2 separate regions of the Homo sapiens genome follow, and region 2 is linked to region 1. A link is an interaction called in ENCODE POLR2A ChIA-PET data of the cell type or tissue named here. Cell type or tissue: OCI-LY7. All regions are shown on one strand. Each heading gives the region's core, and the rest is flanking DNA. Links, peaks and the distances in the headings are about the cores only.

What was found. Peaks named below come from ENCODE experiments on the same cell type or tissue, not always from the same donor. Only the 100,000 strongest peaks of a DNase experiment are listed, where the experiment ranks them.
Region 2: POLR2A ChIA-PET joins it to region 1 with 11 read pairs; 14 of 35 experiments call an interaction of 5 or more read pairs at or near these places.

The regions. Positions count from the first base shown.
Region 1 is chr11:102,301,915-102,304,835 of GRCh38, forward strand. No RefSeq gene overlaps it. Among named protein-coding and RNA genes, the nearest start is that of BIRC3, 14 kb to the right of the region's middle. In OCI-LY7, for the core only: no CTCF peak of the experiment used is centred there; a DNase peak (open chromatin) is centred at 1,253.
Region 2 is chr11:102,351,537-102,354,457 of GRCh38, forward strand. The region is part of intron 3 of BIRC2 (baculoviral IAP repeat containing 2); the gene reads left to right. Among named protein-coding and RNA genes, the nearest start is that of BIRC2, 5.8 kb to the left of the region's middle. In OCI-LY7, for the core only: no CTCF peak of the experiment used is centred there; no DNase peak of the experiment used is centred there.

The DNA of each region.
Region 1 (2,921 bases), core at 161-2,660:
ACCTCCAAGATTGAGGATTACATTTCAACATGAGATTAGGAGGAGTCAAACACCCAAACCATATCATTCCCCTTCTGGCCCCTCAAATCTCATGTCCTTCTCACATTATAAAATACATTCATCCTTTCTAACAGTCCCCCAAAGCCTTACCTCATTCCAGCATCAATTCAATCAAAAGTCCAAAGTCACATCTGAGTCTCAAGTTGAGTTCTTTTTACCTACAAACCTGTGAAGTCAAAACAAGTTATTTACACCCAAGATACAATGGTGGTAGAGGCATTGAGTAGACACTCTATTCCAAAAGGGAGAAATCAGCCAAAAGAAAGAGGCAATTGGCCCCATGCAAGTCTGAAACCCAGCAGGGTAGGCATTAAACTTTAAATTCCAAAATAATTTCCCTTGCCTCCATGTCCTGTATCCTGGGCATACTGGTGCAAGATGTGGGTTCCCAAAGCCTTGGGCAGCTTTGCCCTTATGGCTTTACAGAATGCAATTTGTGGCTGCTCTAATGGGCTGGAGTTAAGTTCCTGTGGCTTTTTCATGCTGAGCTTGCAAGCTGCTGTGGCTTTACCATTCTCAGGTCTGGAGGTTCGTGGCCCTCTTCCTACAGCTCCACTAGGCAGTGTCCTGCTGGGGACTCTGTAGGGTCTCAAACCCCACATTTCCTCTCAGTACTGCCCTAGTAGCATTTCTCTGTAGGGACTCTGTCCCTACTGCAGGCTTCTGCCTGGGCATCTAGGCTTTTCCATATATCCTCTGGAATCTAGGTGGGAGTTGCCAAGCCTCCTTTACTCTTGCATTTTGTACACCTGCAGCCTTAACACCATGTGGAAGCTGCCAAGGCTTACAGTGGTTTGCACTTTCCAAAGTGGCAGCTTGAGCTGTACCTATGGCCCTGTGAGCCATGGGTGGAGCTGGAGTGGCCAGGATGCAGAGAGTGGGGTCCTAAGACTGAGCAGGGAAGCAATGCCCTGTGCCTGGCCCCTGAAATAATTCTTTCCTCCTAGGCCTCTGACCTGTAATGAGAGGGGCTGCCTCAAAGATTTCTGAAATGTCTTTAAGTCCTTCTTCCCATTGTCATGGATATTAGCACCTGGCTCCCTTTTAGTTATGCCAGTCTCTTTAGCAAGTGGTTGGTCCACAGCCTGCTTGGATTCTTTCTCTACCACAGAGCCAGGCAGAAAATTTTCCAAACTTTTATGCTCTGCTTCCCTTTTATATATAAGTTCCAACTTATTTAAGTCATTTCTTTGCTCCTTCATCTGATATAGGCTCTTAGAAGCAGCCATGCTACATCTTTTTTTTTTTTTTTTTTTTAGACAGAGTTTTGCTCTGTTGCCCAGGCTAGAGTGCAGTGGTGCTATCTTGGCTCACTGCAAGCTCTGCCTCCCAGGTTCATGCCATTCTCCTGCCTCAGCCTCCCGAGTAGCTGGGACTACAGGCGCCCGCCACCACGCCTGGCTAATTTTTTGTAGTTTTAGTAGAGACGGGGTTTCACCGTGTTAGCCAGGATGGTCTCGATCTCCTGACCTCGTGATCCACCCGCCTTGGCCTCCCAAAGTGCTGGGATTACAGGCGTGAGCCACCGCGCCTGGCCCATGCTACATCTTGAATAATTTGCTGCTTAGAAATTTCTTCTGCCAGATACCCTACATCATCATTCTTAAGTTCAAACTTCTGCAATTTCCTAGAGCATGGACACAATACAGCCAAGTTTTTTTGCTAGGGTGTAACAAGGGTGGCCTTTGCTCCAGTTCCCAATAACTTCCTCATTTCCATCTAAGACCTTGTCAGCTTTGCTCTCACTTTCCATATTTCTATCAGCATTTTGGTCACAACCATTCAAACTTTCCCTCATCTTCCTGTCTTCTTCTGACCCCTCCAAACTCTTTCAGCCTCTGTTTGTTACTCAGTTGCAAAGCCAATTTCACATTTTCAGGTATCTTTATAGCAATGCCTTCCTCCCCAGTACCAATTTTCTATGTTAGTCCATTCTTGCATTGCTATATAAAAATACCCAAGGCTGGGTAATTTATAAAGAAAAAAAGGTTTAATTGGCTCACAATCCTGCAGGCTTTACCAGAAGCATGGCACTGGTATCTGCTTCTGATGAGGCCTCAAGAAGCTTACAATCATGGCAGAAGGTGATGGGAGCCAGCATGTCACATGGAGAGAAGAGGAGAAAGAGAGAGTGGAAGGAAGTTCCATGCTCTTTTAAACAACCAGAGCTCAGGTGACTGACAGAGTGAGAACCTATTCATTATGAAGGAGATGGTGCTAAGCCATTCATGAAGGATCTGTCCCATGATCCAATACCTCCCATTAGGTTCCACCTCCAACATTGGGAATTACATTTCAACATGAGATTGGAGGCAACAAACATCTAAACCACATCACCATATATGGATTAATTCCAGTATTAGGTTTCTTAGTGTTAATTCAGGCTAAAGAGTAACAATTAAACAGGAGTAAAGACTGACATATATGTACTGATGTCAAAATGTGTTATTGATGTAACAATTGGCAATTAAAAAATCATACTGATACTTTGCACCACAGTTGTTTGTGGGTGAAGAATAATCTTTGTTTGGAACAGAGGCATTTGATAGGTAAATGTCTGATAAATGGTGGATACCAAAGCCTGGGTGTAGATTGGGACAGTGCTTTACAGAGGAAAAAAAATTACTGTTCTTCAATGAAAGATGAGAAAAGGAGAGTTGAGGTAAGGGAAGGGGAGGAAAAGATAAGAGGATAAAAGAGGAGGAGGGGGGACAAAAGGGGACAGTAGAGGAGGTGAGAAGGGAGAGGGGGAAGAGGAAGAAGAAAGAAGTTGGATGGAGCACTGGAGGAAGAGAGTCAACAAAGGACTTCCTAGAAATGTGCAAGTTATTGTGGGCAGTAAGTGATATGATCAACCCACT
Region 2 (2,921 bases), core at 172-2,671, 50 kb after region 1:
CTCAGGAGGCGGAGGCTGCAGTGAGCCAGGATTGTGCCACTGAACTCCAGCCTGGGTAACAGAGCAAGACTCTGTCTCAAAAAAAAAAAAAAAAAAAAAAAGAAAAAAGCATATCTGACTGCCCATTTTAATTGTAATTGTAAATTATTTTTTCTGTACAATTTTTTTTTGTCATTTACCTCCTTTTAGCCACTTTGTCTCTAGCAGTGTCTTTTTTTATTATAGCCTAGAAATAATTTAGGGGCAGTGTTATTAGTAGAAATAGAATTAAATTGTCTTTGTAATTGAGTAGCTATGTGAACTTGGACGTTGTTTGTAAAATGAGGAGGGGTTGGCCTAGATAATTTTTTAAAATAGTGATAAAATAGGCATAACATTTACCATCTTAACCATTTTTTAAGTGTATAGTTGTGTGTCATTAAGTACATTCTTAACCGTTCTGCGATTATACCGCTATCCATCTCCAGAACCTTTGCATCTTCCCAAACTGAAACTGTCTACCCATCAAGTACTAATTCACCATTATCCCATTCCCCAACATCCTGGCAACCACCATTGTCTTTCTCTTTTTTTTTTTTTTTGTTTTGTTTTTTTTGAGACGGAGTCTCACTCTGTCACCCAGGCTGGAGAGCAGTGGCGCGATCTCGGCTCACTGTAAGCTCCACCTCCCGGGTTCACGCCATTCTCCTGCCTCAGCCTCCCGAGTAGCTGGGACTACAGGCGCCCGCTGCCACGCCCGGCTAATTTTTTGTACTTTTTAGTAGAGATGGGATTTCACCATGTTAGACAGGATGGTCTCGATCTCCTGACCTCGTGATCCACCCACCTCAGCCTCCCAAAGTGCTGGGATTACAGGCGTGAGCCACCGCGTCCAGCCCTTGTTTGTTTTTTTGAGGTGGAGTCTCACTCTGTCATCCAGGCTGGAGTGCAGTGACACGATCTTGGCTCACTGCAACCTCCACCTCCCAGGTTCAAGCGATTCTCCTGCCTCAGCCTCCTGAGTAGCTGGGATTATAGGTGCCTGCCACCATGCCTGGTTAATTTTTTTGTATTTTTAGTAGAGACAGGGTTTTTAGTAGAGACAGGGTTTCACCATGTTGGCCAGGCTGGTCTTGAACTCCTGAGCTCAAGTGATCTGCTCACCTTTGCCTCCGAAAGTGCTGGGATTACAGGCATGAGCCACTGCCCCCTGCCGCACCATTCTATTTCTGTCTCTATGAATTTGACTACTCTAGGCATCATATATAAGTGGAATCATACATCACAGATTATGTTTTTACCTGTGAGTGTCTTTCACAATAATGAAGAATCTCTTGAACCCCTTCAGGAAATTTAAAAAGTTTTCGTCATTTTGTATGATATATGATGAAAAAGAAACTTGAAGTAACAAATACTTTATTATGGATCAGTACATTGTTAAAAGTTGTATTTTAAAGTTATTAATATTAATAATATATCAAGATAAATTTTGACTTTTTTACACTGAAAAATGACTAAATTATTAATTATGTTTAAAATTAAAAAGCATGTTTTATCAGACTTTTAAATGACTTAATTATGTTGGGCTCTATGGGATTATATACATTAATTTGAAATTTAATCCATGTTGTGGTATCAAAGACAAAAACAGCTTCCAAATTCCAGTGTTGGAACTGCTACATTTTGTACCTTATAAAACAAAATCAAAATCTTTATTTTTGTAACTTGTGTTTTGTTTTAAATGATTAAGGGAGAAGATGTAGGGGCGTGTTTTGTAAATGCTTCTCTGAAAACAACACATTTCTTTTTTCCTTTTTTTTATTTTTTTGAGACAGTGTCTCATTCCATCACCTATCACTGCTGGAGTGCAGTGGCAAGATGGCAGTTCACTGCAACCTCCACCTCCTGGGTTCAAGCCTCAGCCCCCCGAGTAGCTGGAATTATAGGCACACGCCACCACACTCAGTAGTTTTTGTATTTTTAGTAGAGACGCAGTTTCGCTATGTTGGCCAGTCTAGTCTCAAACTTCTGACCTCAAGTGATCTGCCTGCCTTGGCCTCCCAAAGTGCTGGGCTTACAGGCATGAGCCACTGAGCCCAGCCCACATTTCAACTGGGAATAATCTTTAATCTCAGTAAATCCATCACCTTATGTAGTAACTTTCTTTTTTTTTTTTTTTTTTTTTTTTGGTGAGAACTCTTAAAAGATGCTCTTTCGCAAATTTCAGGTATAAGGTCCAGTATTATTAGCTATAGTCACCATGTGCTGTACATTAGATCCTCAGAAAGTTTGTGTTCTTTAACCAACATCTTCCCATTTCACCTACCCCCTTATCCCTGGCAACCAGCATTCTACTCTCTGTTTCTGTGAGTTTGGTTACCATACAGTATAGTTGTCCCTTGGTATGCTCGGAGGACTGGTTCTAGGACCCCCATGTATACCAAAATTCGCACATACTGAAGTCCAGAAGTTGACTCTGCAGAACCTGTGCATCCAAAATTCAGCCCTCCAAATATGTGGGTTTCACATCTGCAAATGTGATCTGCATTTGGTTGAGAAAAATCTGGGTGTAAATGGACATGTGCAGTTCAAACCTGTGTTGTTCAAGGGCCAGTTGTATTTGTCTTTCTCTGGCATATTTCACTTGGCATAATGCCTTCCAGGTTCATTCATGTTGCAGATGGTAGGATTTTATTTTATTTTATTTATTTTGAGATGGAGTCTCACTCTGTTGTCCAGGTTGGAGTGCAGTGGCACCATCTAGGCTCACTGCAATCTCCACCTCCTGGCTTCAAGCGATTCTCCTGCCTCAGCCTCTTGAGTAGCTGACATTATAGGCACCTGCCATCATGTCCGGCTAATTACTCTGTTTTTGTAGAGACGGGGTTTCACCATGTTGGCCAGGCTGGTCTCAGACTCCTGATCTCAAGTGATCCACCCGG